2 separate regions of the Homo sapiens genome follow, and region 1 is linked to region 2. A link is a contact called in ENCODE Hi-C or POLR2A ChIA-PET data. All regions are on one chromosome and are shown on one strand. Each heading gives the region's core, a stretch centred on a gene start or an enhancer-like site at or near the end of the contact. The rest is flanking DNA. Distances are from core to core; before and after follow the strand shown.

Region 1 (7,371 bases), core at 3,674-6,173, 110 kb after region 2:
AATAAAATTGCGAGGTGGTTCTTTTTGGATCCTACAGCACTTTGCCAATTGTGACAAGCTGTTGTGAACACTCATGTACTTCTTCCTCACAGCACTCCTGCCTGGCAGGTGAGCAGGACAATCCTAGTATTTCTCCTCCCCAAGGTCACCCAGCCTAGAGGGTCCAGTCCAGGGCTGTTGGCAGCACCAAGTACGAGGTCCCGAAGCTGCTGCTGGTGGCTGTCCCAGAGGAGAAGCAGCATACGTTGAGTGCCTTCAGTGTGCTAGGTCACAGCTGAAACCCTGTACCTCTGTTCTCTCTCTGAATCTGCCCAACACTGTGAGGCATTATAACCCTCCCCCACTCACTACCGCCCCTGCCTTTTTTGTCCCCCCGGGAGAAAAAAGGGAGCCTCTTGCCCAGGGCCACAGAGAATGTAGTGAAACAAGATTTGAGCCTCAGTCAGTCTGATAGCAAAGCTCATGTTCTTTGCTCTGCAGACATCAGAGTGTTGAGAGATGCTGGTGAAAGCTCCCACCTCATAGGTACTTTTTGATTTTTACTGTTTTCTGTACAGTGGTAATGGATTTGAGTGTCTGGAGTTCAAAACTCATTTCAGGGTTGAATAGGAGTTTGTTAAAGGTTTACATGCGTATGTTCTTGGTGTGCAGGGAGAAAGTTGATAATCTTACCTGCTGTCCCAGTTCACTTACCAAATCTGCCAGCTAGTAACTGTTGACTTACCTCCTCCACAAAATCAGGAGTATCCCGAGGACAGTCCTGTTGAACTTGTTCTCTGGTGACACTGAGCATTATTCCTAGAGTAGAGGCATCAGTTAGTGTCAGTGGATTAAAAATTAAAAGTTATCTCTGAGTGATCACTCAGGAAATAGCTATCTACTATATTTCTTTTTTGAGTTGGAGTCTCGCTTTGTCACCCAGGCTGGGGTGCAGTGGCGTGATCTCGGCTCACTGCAACCTCTGCCTCCCAGGTTCAAGCGATTCTCCTGCGTCAGCCTCCCGAGTAGCTGGGATTACAGGTGCATGCCACCACGCCCGGCTATTTTTTGTATTTTTAGTATAGACAGGGTTTCACCGTGATGGCCAGGCTGCTCTCGAACTCCTGACCTCAAGTGATCCGCCCGCCTTGGCCTCCCAAAGTACTGGGATTGTAGGCATGAGCCACCACACCCGGCCTATCTGATGTATTTCTTAGCTAAATACCTCATCAGTGGAATGAGAAGCTCATGAGAAGCTGTACTTTATTTTTCTTTCAATCCTCTATACGCTGTAGTTAACGTATTTCAATGAAAAACATATAGGAGATGGCTTTTGCTGCAAGGCAAAAACCTGCTGAGCAGACGTTATACCCAAGTGCAAGAGTAAGACTACCAAAAAGGTGACAGACTTTACACAAGGCGGCTGGTTGAAAGAGCGACACAGGTGCCCACTCCACTCTAGGCCTTGCTCAGGCGCTGTTTCCGCTCCCTGTCACACTGGAAATAGGACCGCCAAGTGGTCTAAACGTGGGATAAATCATTTCTCTCACTCACATCTTGGAAAGACGCTGGCTAAAATGCATGGGGGAAACCAGTACTCCCACAGCAGGTAGAAGTCTGGCTTTATTTGAGGCCCTTGAATTACACATAAATCAAAAACTCTTCTAGTTTAAAAAAGAAAAAAGACTAAAGAGATATAACAGGTACCGTGAGTGAATCTAGATCAGATCCTTGTTCTAAAAAGTGTGAAATCAAACCTATTAGAGACATTTTGAAGGCAGCTGGAGAAAGTGGAGTGCAGAATGATGTTGGATGTGTGGAATTACTGCGAACTTTCTAGGTGTAAAAAGGTGTCCAACTTTTGTAAGGGACTTTTCTTATTCTTAGGGAATGCAGAATGAAGTATTAATAAGTGAAGGATCGTGATCTCTGCAACTTTAAATGGTAAAGAGAAAAGTGGGTAAAAAGCAAATATGTCAAAGCATGAACAGTTGTTGAATCTAGCTGAGGGGATATACAATATACAATTATTCATTGAAATTCTATGGAGATTTTAACTTTTTCATAATGTTTGAGAGAAATAAATATATATATTTATTTATATATATATTATATATATATTATATAAATATATATATAATATATATATTTATATAATATATATAATATAAAAATATTATATATGTATATATATTTTTTTTTTTTGAGATGGAGTCTTGCTCTGTTGCCAGGCTGGAGTGCAGTGGAGCAATCTCAGCTCACTGCAGCCTCCGCCTCCTGGGTTCAAGCAATTCCACTGCCTCAGCCTCTCAAGTAGCTGGGACTACAGGCACCCACCGCCACAACCAGCTAATATTTTGTATTTTAATAGAGATAGGGTTTCACCATGTTGACCAGGATTGTCTCGATCTCCTGACCTCGTGTTCCACCCGCCTCGGCCTCCCAAAGTGCTGGGATTACAGGCGTGAGCCACTGCCCCAGGATGAGAAATATATTTTTAAAAAATAAGGCTGTTTCGCTCTCTTATCATTTCAATATTCTCTGGTGAAGGAAATATCTTTAAAAAGGGTCTGCTTTGGAAAAAATGTACAAAGAAAATGTAATAACTTAGCTACTGTTTCCTAAGCCATGAGCAGTGGCCTTTCATATTTGAGTCTTTGCCAGCCAGTGTTGGTCCTCTGGTTGTAACTCACAGTAGCTGCACAGACGGCCACACCATCTGACAAAACAGCGTTTTTGGGGTGCATAACCGTTTTTGATGTTTATTGGCATTTTTATTGGTCTTTTGGAGTGTAACTGCCTTTGAGCCACACTAGAAGATAAGATAAAACCAAAGTTTCCTCCGCACTTTAAGAGGCAGGGTGTTTGGTGGCTGAGGGTAGGACCTGGAGCCACACGCCAGGGTCAGATCACCCCCCATCCCCCACCCCGCCCACCCCAGGCAAGCTGAACTGTCTAGGGCATGTGACTCACTCTCTGTTTCTAGAAATGGAACGTGAAATGGGAATAATAATACAACCTACCTCTTTGGGGTTTTTTGAAAGTTAAGTGAATGCACATAAAGAACTTAAAATGGCGCCTGGAGTGTCGTGAGACTCAGTGCTCATGGTGTCTGTGGTTGTCTCTTTCGTAGGTCACGTATGGTACTCTAGGGCCCCGCCACTTAGCCATAATCTGTTTTCTTTTTCTCCAGCTGTATTATCTGTATTTGTTCATCTCAAAGCTCATCTGTCTCTCTCTCTCTCTTTTACCCAGCCTTTTCATCTCTTGCAGTTTGCTTGGCATTTCACCATTTGGAAGAAATTAGTATCATCAGTACCTCTGGAGTTTGCACTATGCTCTGCTTATAGATTGTGTATAGTTACCTGCTAAGATGGTCCTAAGCACATGTCCACGGCCTCAGTTCAGAGTATACTTAATGCTCCCTATTCAGTCTTTCTGTTCCCGTGCTCCAGTCCGTGAAGTCTAGAGTAAAATAAGAAATTGGCATTTATATACATCTCCCCTCCTCATCTTTAACTCTTTTGAAGAAGAGAGTTTTAGTATCACATTCATAAGAAATTTCATCTTTAAAAGTTGGTATTACAGGCGCAGTGCCTCACACCTGTAATACCAGCACTTTGGGAGGCCAAGGTGGGCAGATCACCTGAGGTCAGGAGTTCAAGACCAGCCTGGCCAACATGGTGAAACCCCATCTCTACTAAAAATACAAAAATTAGCCAGCGTGGTGGCGGGTGCCTGTAATCCCAGCTACTAGGGAGGTTGAGGCAGGAGAATCACTTAAACCTGGAGACGGAGGTTGCAGTGAGCCGAGATCACGCCACTGCACACCAGCCTGGGCAGCAGAGTGAGACTCTGTCTCAAAAAAAAAAAAAAAAGTGAGCAATATCTGTGGTTAATCTCAAATAGGGTGGCTTTCCGTGTCATTTCCCTTTAGTTGTTTTTAAATGCAGATGTTGCTTTAATTAAATAATATTTGAAATAAGTGGGGTCCCAACTATAACCTTATATCTTATTGTTTTTAAATGTTGATATTTTGGTGTTTTCAGTAGAATTTGAGCTGTTAACAGTGATTAGGTTTTTTCAGTTTGTCATCGATGTATGTGACCTCGTTATAATACACATGGATTTTTGTCTGCTGGTTGTGTTACTCATGAGCAATGTGTTCTAATTATGGTATTTTAACTTATAACTTATGAAAAAGTTATGTTTCACTCTAGGGAACAAGTCCTGAAGAACCCTCAAGCCCTAAAGTACCACCTCCACTTCTTCCTGAGTTGCTGGTTCTTATTTTTGGTGGGCTTCAAGGAAGAGGTGGGTGGTGAGGGTGTCTGTATATGTGTGTTTACATTTGTAGACAGTTTCTGTACATGTATAATTAGGAATGGGTTGTCGGTTTTGGTTTTTTTCCCAGCTTTATGTAATTGGTCAGACTTCTCAAAGGGGGGTAGCACTTGATAATCGCTCTCTTGGAACTCTGAAGCCTTTGCATGGAGCAGTGTTCACCCTGGGCAGCCTGTGGCCCCTGGGGTCACAGAGCTGCTTTCCAGGGGGTTTGCAAGGCCGTCACTGCCTCATAAGATTACCAAGATCTAATTTACCTCTCACTGTGTGGACGTTTGCCCTGGTGGTGCAAAGGCAATGGTGAGGAATATGGCGCCTTTCTTTCATCGAGCAGGACAGCGGTGTTCAGCTAGCAACACACCAGTCTGACCCAAGAATGTCCTCGATAAAGCATGAAGTTACTGGTTTTTTAAGTCTCAACTCTTTTGTATACCTTTTTAATTTTGTTTTTGTTTGGGTTTGTTTTTAGTTTTGTTTTTGTTTGGGTTTGTTTTTAGTTTTGTTTTTGTTTGGGTTTGTTTTTGTTTGGTTTTTTGGTTGCTCAGGCTGGAGTGCAATGGCGCAATCACAGCTCACTGCAGCCTCAACCTCCCCAGCTCGAGCATTCCGCCCACCGCAGCATCCTGTGTAGCTGGGACTACAGGCAAGCACCACCACACCCAGCGTGGTTTTTTGTTGTTGTTGTTTTGGTAGAGCTGGGGTCTCACTGGGTTGCTCAGGCTGGTCTCAAACCCCTGGGCTCAAATGATCCTCCTGCTTTGGCCTCCCAGAGTGCTGGGATTAGAGGCGTGAGCCACCGCACCCAGCCTCCTTTTTAATTTTGCGTGACGAAATGCAGAGTTCACATGAAGCCGTTCTAGCATGCTGGAGTGTGATGGCCGTCTCGAAGAAAAGCGCCCATGTGATGTGTGAGTTATGAGCCAAAATAGCCACTTTTTCCAGGAACTTTAAATTATGAGAATAGTAATGTAAAATCATTTTTACTTGACAGAACAAAAAGCAGACAAACTGTGGATATTAAGACTTAAATATTTGGCTGATATTTTCTAGAAAATCTATGAAGTGAGCTTATCAATTGAGGGGAAAACAACTGCGACACTGTTTTTGGCCCATGGTAAAATTTGAGCTTTCAAGAAAAATTTGAACTTTGGAGAACTTTTATCTGCCAGTGTAAATGTGGCAGCTCCCAGTGCCACAGACTCTTCTGCTGAGAGGGGTGGTGACATTAGCAAGTGGGGTTTCTTGATGTATACGGTGGAAGGTCACACACCACATGCAGCAGTGTGTTCTCAGTGACCAACGAACGATGCTACAAACAAGCGTGGGTGAAGAGCCACCAAAGTGTAAGACACACTGCCGGGTGTTCATGTAACTGACAGGTTCATCAACATGGTTTCAGATTCCTCATTGCAACTAATCTTTAAGGAACTATCACTTGTTGAATTTTAGCATAGGCAAAGAAGAACATCGGCAATTTTTTGAGAAGCATTGAAACCTCCCTTTTCCCACCAGACGTGTCTGTCTGAGCCTGGGGTGTTTCTTTACATATACTTGAACCAGAATAGCATATCACAGCAAGTTGAACACAGAAGCATGTCGGCAGATCCGCCTGTCTTCTGTTGAGTATTGAAGATACATGCAAAAATGTACAACATGGCCATTTTCTCGCTGGTTTCTTTTTGAAAATAAGGTTATTTTCATAAAATATTACTTAACATGAAGTGAACCTATTGCTAATTTAATGAATAAGTAAATATTTTTAAAATTTTCAAGTATGGTCAGTATCAATGGATATAACCCCCATAATCAAAGCTCTTTAGGGTTCTCCATACTTTCTAAGAATGTAAATAGGTCTTGACACCAAAAAAATGGAAAACACGTGGACTTGGAAGTTTTTCTCGAATGGGCTGGATGTGACCCTGACCCTGTTTTTACCAAGCCTCCTTGGTTTTTTCCCTCTTTTCTCTAAAAAAAAAAATAAAATAAAAATAAAAATAAAAAAAAATTAAGTAGTCAGTGGAATCATCTAAACTGGTCTCTGGGACCATGAGAGCTGAGAGCATCCGGAGCCCACCTAACCCTGAGCCTTCCTCTTGCCTTGGTCAGTTTCCTTCTTTGTTTTTCAAATCTTTTTTTAAAAGCCATTTTCAAGTAATCAATTAATATGTGAATACGGCCCCATTTACATTTTTTCTTCATTGCAAATAAAACTGAAATTTTCCCTAACCTTATCCCCTGAGATTGGTCTACCATCCCCACATCTCAAAGTGACTGCTGCCTGGAGTTTGCTGTGTGTCATTCCAGACCATTTTCTCCCTGTGGGGGGTGGGTGGGTGGGTGTGTGTGTGTGTGTGTGTGTGTGTGTGTGTATTTATCCACATAAATAATATAAATATGTATTTATTCACAGAGTATATAGCATTTTTTGTTTCATTTCTTTAAAAAATTGACATGAGAGCAGTTTTAGTAACAAAAACCTTTTATACGTTTTTAGGATCTTGGTGGCGCTCTCGGTTCATAATGCTCTGAGTTGGTGTTACGTCATATTATCCTGTATTGTACTGTGTATACATACGTTACGTAAATGCTTAATGTGGTCTCGCATGTTTTTCTGTGAATTTGGCTTAAACTTTCAGACTAGGCATCTAGGAGGTGGCGGCAAGTGGAAGGTGGAGCTGTCACAGACACTCGGCCCCCGCAGCCTGTGCATAGGTGCTCTAGGCTAATTTTACAGGTGTGATGACCGGGCCAGAGTGAAACCATGTTGTCTGATTTTAGAACAGAGGTCACTTATGCTTCACCAAGCTGCTGGAAATGTGGAATTTTGTTTCTCAATTATTGGACCTGGTCCTGAGGAGATGTTTCCCTTTAGAGAACATCATTGACGCTTTTAAGAGTATTTTACTAGATGTTGAAAACGTTGAGGTCTTATTAATGTAGTGACCCCACCACCACCACCCCCTGCCCCCCCCCCACACACACACATCCCTTGCTAAATTATTACATCAAATCATACAGGAATCTGGCGCTATCAGAGCCAGGGTTAAG
Region 2 (6,649 bases), core at 1,239-3,738:
ACCGCTCTCATCCTAGAAATCTCTGTATAAACTACCCCTTAATTTGCATATAATTAAGCATGGGTATAAATATGAGTGCAGACCTGCCTCTGAGCTGCTGCTCTGGGCTCACTGTCTAAGGGGTGGCCCTGCTCTGCAAGGGGCAGTCCCTCTGCCACTGCTGTGCATTGCTGCTTCAATAAACGTTGCTGGCTAACACCACCAGCTCACCCTTGAATTCTTACCTGGAGGAAGCCAGGAACCCCCCAGGGCTAAGCCCCAATTTGGGGGCTTGCTTATCCTGTATCACAATCTATTCTAGACAGATTGTAGATGTAAATAGTAAAGATGTTTTTAGAAAAGTTTTCTCTTTTGTTTTCAATTGAGTTAGTTTCTGCTCTCATATGGTTTTTCTGTTTGTTTTTTGGTGGTTTTTGTTTTGTTTTGTTTTGTTTTGTTTTTGAGACAGGGTCTTGCTCTGTTGCCCAGGCTGGAGTGCGATGGCACGATCTCAGCTCACTGCAACTGCCGCCTCCTGGGTTCCAGTGATTCTCCTGCCTCAGCCACCTGAGTAGCTGGGGTTATAGGAGTGTGCCATCGTGCCCAACTAACTTGGGGTTTTTTTTTGTTTTTGTTTAAGACAGAGTCTCACTCTGTTGCCCAGGCTGGAGTGCAGTGGCACAATCTCGGCTCACTACAACCTCTGCCTCCAGGGTTGAAGTGATTCTCCTGCCTCAGCCACTCGAGTAGCTGGGATTACAGGCGCCCACCACCACACCTGGCTAATTTTTTTATTCTTAGTAGAGACGGGTTTTGCCATGTTGGCCAGGCTGGTCTCGAACTCCTGACCTCAGGTGATCCGCCCGCCTCGAGCCTCCCAAAGTGCTGGGATCACAGGCGTGAGCCACTGCATCCGGCCTTATATGTATTATGTCCTGCTTTCTGTTTGCTTTGGACTTCTGTTGCTCTTCTTTTCCTAGTTTCTTAATGTAGAAGCTTAGATATTTGATGAGAGACCTTTCTTTGTTTCTAATACAGAGCTTTAATGTTCTATCTTTAATGTTCTATATTTAATGCTGTAAATGCTTAAGGGGAAATTTATATAGAAGTGAAGTGTCACAATGTCTGAATATTACTTTCCAGTGGGTTGTGGGGGGAAGGTACATATATAAAAAGAGTGACAGAGAACGAACGTGACAAAAGAAGGCAAAATGTTAACGTGAAGAATTATGAGAGATTATTTGGGCATCTCATTTTTCCGTGGATTTGGACATTTTTGTCCAGTCCCCAGAGGTGACAGTGTGGCCTCTATGGCTGCCCCGTGCTCTGTGACCGGCGCATATTCACCACGGGTGAGCCCCTCGAGCTGGGCCCTGGGGAGAGAGAGGGCGGTGCCCAAGCCAGGACCCTGCGGGCCGGGGCTGGAGGAGGCGCAGGTCCCGGCGTCCATGTGCAGCCCTGCGGCCGGGGCGCGAGATCTCCCCGCAGGCGGCCGCTCCCCGCCAGGGGCTTCCGGGAGCAGCCGAAGCCTGAACCTGGACGAGCCGCGACCGCAGCCGGCGGGGGGTGCCGTCCTCCTCGCCCTCCCTGGAGCCCGGCCCTGGGCCCACGCCGTGCCCCGAGCCTCCTCTGCGGCCCGCCCCCAGTTCCCCCGGTCCGCCGCGGCCGGGCATGGGGAGGTGAAGGCCTCCGTGGGGTGACAGGGGGCGCGGGGCCGCTTGTCCCCAGCGCAGGAGGAGCCGGGACCCGACGCGCACCCTCCGGCCTGCTGGAGGCTGAGCCGCCGCAGGGAAAGCACGTGGGTGAAGGGCCCAGCGCGGCGGTTCCTTGAAAAAGCGGGAGCCTGGTCTCAGCTGGGGCCTGGGGCCTGCCCCGCCCATGCAGGGGTCGCGGGAGCAGGGGCTCGGCCTCCTTCCCAGGCCGTGGCGGCGCCGCCCCGGAGGCAGGGACAGGGGCGAGCTCCCGCTGAGCCGCACTTCCTGGGCGAGGCCGCTGCAGGCAGCGCCGGAGGCACGTGCCCCGAGGGCCTCCTCTTCTGCCCCAGCTTGACAGGCAGCCCTGGGAGGAGTGAGAAGCTGCTGGCGCCGGATTCCTGCCCCTAACTCCCTTCAGGAGGAAATTCATGAGGCCCAGGCCAAGAGAGGAGGCTTCCCGGCAAAAAGGGAAGGGCTGGGCAGGGGCAGCAGGAACCACGGCCCGAGGGGTGAGAGCTTCTGGGCTCTGAGAGCCTGACCCTGACTTCCCTTGGCCCGTGGACATGACCTCTCCAGGTCAGATTCCTCCTCCGCAGAATGGAGGGGATGGTACTGGCAGGAGGTTGTACCGACCTCGCAAGGCCATCTCGAGGGCTCGAGGAAAGGCCTACCACGCATGGCCCGTGGACAGAGCTGGTAAATATTGGCTGTCACTAAGTTCAAGGCCGCAGGGAACATGGCAGAGTGACCCAGGTGTCAGCACAGGCCTTGTGCATGAGGAAGCGCTAGGGGAAGGGAAGGAGACCTCTACACCCACTGCCTGCACACCCTGGGACAGGACTCCAGAAGTCCCCGCCCAAATCCCCCTCCATCTCCCCCTCTAACCTAAGCCCCAGGTGCTGTGCCGTATCCCCAGCACCCAGCACAGTGCCTGGCACACAGCATGACTGCCCACAGGGGCAGGGGCTGCAGAGAACCCGCAGGGATACAGCCGACCTGCAGGCCCAGTAACAACTAGGTTTTTAAAATCCAGAATGAGGCTCTGCGGTTCACCTGGAGACATGAAGACTGGGTCTGGCGCCACACACACACAGCAGGGTCTGTGGTCTCCGTTTCCAAGGCCCCCGAATCCCTGGCAGTCCCCAGCCCAGCTGCAGCAGGGACCAGCTTCCTTAGCTGGACCATGATCCCCCTCGAGCATTAGAGACAGGAGCTAGTTCTGAAGAGCCCGGGACAGGTGTAGTGAAGATGCCTGTCCCGTGAAATCCTCCCCTTTAATGAGGAGGCTGCCTACCGCCGGGGCCAAGGAACTGAAATGGAGCAAGAAGGGGCCGCAGGCAATTCACCACCAGCAGGGCCTGTGAGTCCTTGAGCCCCGCATAAAAAAGTATCCAGCTTGGCGCAATCTAAGGTGTAATTGTACCATTTGGTCACCAGAGGGCGCTCAATAATCATCTTTGCTTTTAGTATCGCAAATTACGCAGCAGAAAACTTCCTGCCCATTCAGCACACGCAAGCCACTGTTGCATGTTTCTTGTGTCAGCTCAAGTAATTCTCACAACCAGCCATGAAGTATTTGTTGTTGCCCTTACACAGCCGAAGAATCTGAGGTTCAGAGTATTTGAGTAATTTGGCTGAGGTCACACAGCAGTGACTCTTAGAGGCAGGACCAAGCCCAGGTCTTGTCTCCAGAGGCTGCACTGTGCACCCCCATACTGCTTCCTGTTCGACCTGTATGATACTGCATGCATTTAAGTTCATGTTCTAGCAAAATATCTCCCTGTATAAGGTGCCAAACTTTTATTTGAAGTGCTAGGGGTGCACACAGTGCAGCACAGAGGAAAGTCCTTTGTTTCGTCCCAGGAGTTTGGGTCTGACCCTGTAGCAGGGTGTGCTTGTGCCGGCTCACAAGCAGACTATTACAGTGCAGGGTGTGTAGTAGGACCCTCTGGGCTCCCTCATCCCCACCAGTGCTCACATGCTCCTGATCACCAAGGACAGCCGTCCTGGACCTCCCCAAGTCGTCATGCAGGCCATCTGGGAAGGGAATATGCCCAGGAGCTCCGCCTCTGAGCTGTTGGAAATGCATGCCCCAGGGTGGGCTCAGAGAGCAGGCAAACACACAGGGTATTGTCCAGGTGACGGAGGGGGTCCTGGGCCCTATCTGGGGGCTGCTGTAGGGTTAGCAGCTGAGAAAGGGCCTCACAGCTCTAGCCAAGGAGTCTTCCCTATTCACCCAAATCTGGAAGTTTCATATGGTTCTGGAGACCCGGCTCTGAGAGGACCCCAGCTCCAGAGGGCGGAGGCCACATTTGCATCCCCCGGCTTTGCAAAGCCCTGCCACATAGCAGTGGACTCCATACATACTCAGAGGTAAAGAGAGGGTGAGAAAGAGAAAGGGAAGGATGAAGGGAGGGAGGCTCAGACAGAGGGTGGAAGGGGCAAAGACCAGCGAGTCCATCTGGGCCCCACAAGTGGACCCAGGGAGCTGGCATGGGGCGTGGCTTGTGGAGGAGGGTGAGTCTGGACAGCAGCGGGCCACCTGTTTAGGCTTTGTCCCAGGAGTCTGGGTCTGACCCTGTAGCAGGGTGTGCTTGTGCCGGCTCACAAGCAGACTATTACATTTTCAGGAATTTTGCAGATCAGTTGTTAAGCACAGCCATTATTAAAGATTAAATTATATTCAAAAACAGGTAATAAATACTCAAAACTTTCTAACATTTTACTATACTTTATTGTTTTCTCTGCCGTTGAGGTTATTTCTGTGTGGTGCGTCTGTGTAGTAGAGCCTGTGTGACGATGTGCTATTGATCTCTTCCCCACGGCATAGTCAGTGACTTCAGATTGGTAGTTTGAAATTGGCCATGACAGGCAGATTTACACCATGGAAATTGGCAAACACTGCCAATCGGGGCTTTTTATCCAGAGCAGTCGTTAAACATTTACACGTAGTGCACTACTGTCCATAAGGGGCAGCATGGTCAGACTGCACTTTTAAAAGGTCTTGAGGGCAGGGGAACCAAGAGGCGTTCAAGTAAAGGAGTGAAGAATCAGAGCGTGACGTAGTTTAGCGACTTGGACCAGGACACGTTTGAAAGCCTAAGTACCTTAGAGGAGCCACTGGCTGACGTCCAGATGGCAGAAAGAAAGCCACCCCAAATCAGGCCCTCTCATTCAGTGCTGAGGAGCACGGTCTAGACGGCTGGTTCAACTTTTAAACACATGGGAAAATAATCCCCACTGGGACACAGCCCCGCCGCCCTGGATCCCAGCCTGCCCCAGGGTGTCTGTCTGCTGCTTCTGCCACCCTGCAGCTGCGCAAATGTTTGGGGAAGGGTCCTATCTGGAGGGGCCTCCTTTCACCGCCCAGATGCAGCAGGGCAAGCCTGGGCAGCTGTGTTGGACACCAGCCCCACGCTGCCTCCGTTGCCTTCATTCTCAGATGAGGAGGATGCAGGGAAACAGGGCAGGGGTGGGGGATGGGGGAGGGACAGAAGGCGAGGACTGCAGTTTTGGGGCATTTTCAACATCATTAGCCACGTCGAGTAGACGGCCGGAGGTGGGTGGGAGAGGTATTTGGGCATTGCTGGCACGCACGTAGGAGCTCCACAGGGGCCAGTGTAGGTAAAGGGAAGAACTGAGGTCGGAGAGGAGCTGAGAACATGTGGTGGGGGCATCGGTGGAGGCAAAGGGCCCCCCAAAACAGCTCGCTCCCTGGCTGGAGATGCTGTGCCAAACAGAAAGAGGAGGAGGACTTCATCGGAGGAGGCCAAGCTAGTGCCACCTAGCAGTGCCCTACACTTAGGTTCCAAAAGCTTGGTGTCTTGGGTTCTCAGGCACCATAGGCCACAGTGCTCACATATAAAGGGTATATGGAGGTTAAAAAAAAAAGCCTCTGTGACCAAACGGTCTCCTCACCAACACACAGCTCACAGCTGAGTTCTGCCTTAAATGCAATGAGGTCTGCCTGACCCCATAATCTCACATTGGCCCCAACTGGCCAACACCAGCCACCACGACCAATCCAGAACCTTTGCTAGACCAGCTGAGGCTGCAGGAGAGAGGTCCTGGCTTCAGCGAGAAGGAAATGAAGGATACATCAGCCCAAGATATATCCTAGGTGGACCAGCCAGGTCACCTAGGCCCTGCCTATAGCCCAGGCCGGCACACGGGACCTGTCCCTCTTCCTGTTGGTCAGCACAGGGATCCAGGAAGCGAGAAGTGGGGAGGTGGGGCCTTTTATGCAGTGACTGTGCCCACCGACCACACCTGCTGGCCACGCCTACTGCTAAACGCAGCCCAAACAGTGACTCAGCTTCCACCAATCCAATCAGCATCCGTTCCTCCATGGGAGGTGTTTGGAGAGGGAGTAGGCTCAGAGATGAGCTGAGGTCTGGAAGACTCCTCTCCAACAAACATCTCAGGGGAACCCAAACACCAAGAGGCAGGAGCACAGCTGCTCTGGCCAAAGGGAGGGCCTCAAGCCCACTTAGTCTTCACCTCACTAGGAGCCAGGGCACACTGCCTGTGAGAATGCTGGGAGCCCACTCACTCCTTAAAACCACACTGTGAGGCCAGATTCACTACCCTTCTTGTACAGAAGAAGAGACTGAGGTTCAGAGAGGCCCACTATACACCCAATGGCACACAGCTGTTGGGTAGCAGCCTCACTGGCCTCCTTCACTGGGCTTGTCCCCCTCCAGTGACTGCCTGGTTAGGGACACCAGGCATGAGGCTAGGACAGGCACCCCATGGATCAGCTCCACCTGCCTCTCAATGGCTCACCCAAAAAGATACCAGTAACTCAAAGGAAGGGGGTGCTGTGGTCTGAATGTGTTCCCCCAACATTTATGTGTTGAAATCCTAACTCCCAGGCGATGGTATTAAGAGGAAATTGGTACCAAGTGGGGGTGCTACTGTAACAAGTACCTAAAAATGTGGAAGCAGCTTTGGAACTGGAAGAGTTTGGGGGTACC

What was found. A loop is a pair of places that touch in the nucleus more often than their neighbours do. ChIA-PET counts read pairs that join two places held with the same protein, here RNA polymerase II (POLR2A). Pooled maps may share reads with other maps.
Region 1: a loop to region 2 is called in a map of CD8-positive, alpha-beta T cell, with 6 times the contacts of the local background. The contact joins two enhancer-like sites. A Hi-C loop is called at or near these places in 10 of 168 maps with a recorded cell type or tissue (CD14-positive monocyte, CD4-positive, alpha-beta T cell, CD4-positive, alpha-beta memory T cell and 4 more), 4 of 37 single-sample maps with no recorded cell type and 16 of 50 pooled maps. POLR2A ChIA-PET finds 5 or more read pairs at or near these places in 25 of 52 experiments (CD4-positive, alpha-beta T cell, CD4-positive, alpha-beta memory T cell, CD8-positive, alpha-beta T cell and 16 more).

What each region holds. Positions count from the first base shown.
Region 1 is chr14:101,814,793-101,822,163 of GRCh38, forward strand. The region is part of intron 3 of PPP2R5C (protein phosphatase 2 regulatory subunit B'gamma); the gene reads left to right. Among named protein-coding and RNA genes, the nearest start is that of PPP2R5C, 57 kb to the left of the region's middle. RefSeq lists an enhancer at 5,732-5,991. Within about 2 kb of position 4,924, at least 10 of the 41 ENCODE cell types and tissues checked have a DNase peak (open chromatin) inside an H3K27ac peak, as active enhancers do; they include CD4-positive, alpha-beta T cell, CD8-positive, alpha-beta T cell and natural killer cell, where a contact is called at or near this core.
Region 2 is chr14:101,704,368-101,711,016 of GRCh38, forward strand. All of the region lies in intron 1 of LINC02320 (long intergenic non-protein coding RNA 2320), which reads right to left. Among named protein-coding and RNA genes, the nearest start is that of LINC00239, 23 kb to the right of the region's middle. RefSeq lists silencers at 1,376-1,435, 1,516-1,635, 1,646-1,915 and an enhancer at 3,322-4,092. Within about 2 kb of position 2,489, at least 27 of the 41 ENCODE cell types and tissues checked have a DNase peak (open chromatin) inside an H3K27ac peak, as active enhancers do; they include CD4-positive, alpha-beta T cell, CD8-positive, alpha-beta T cell and natural killer cell, where a contact is called at or near this core.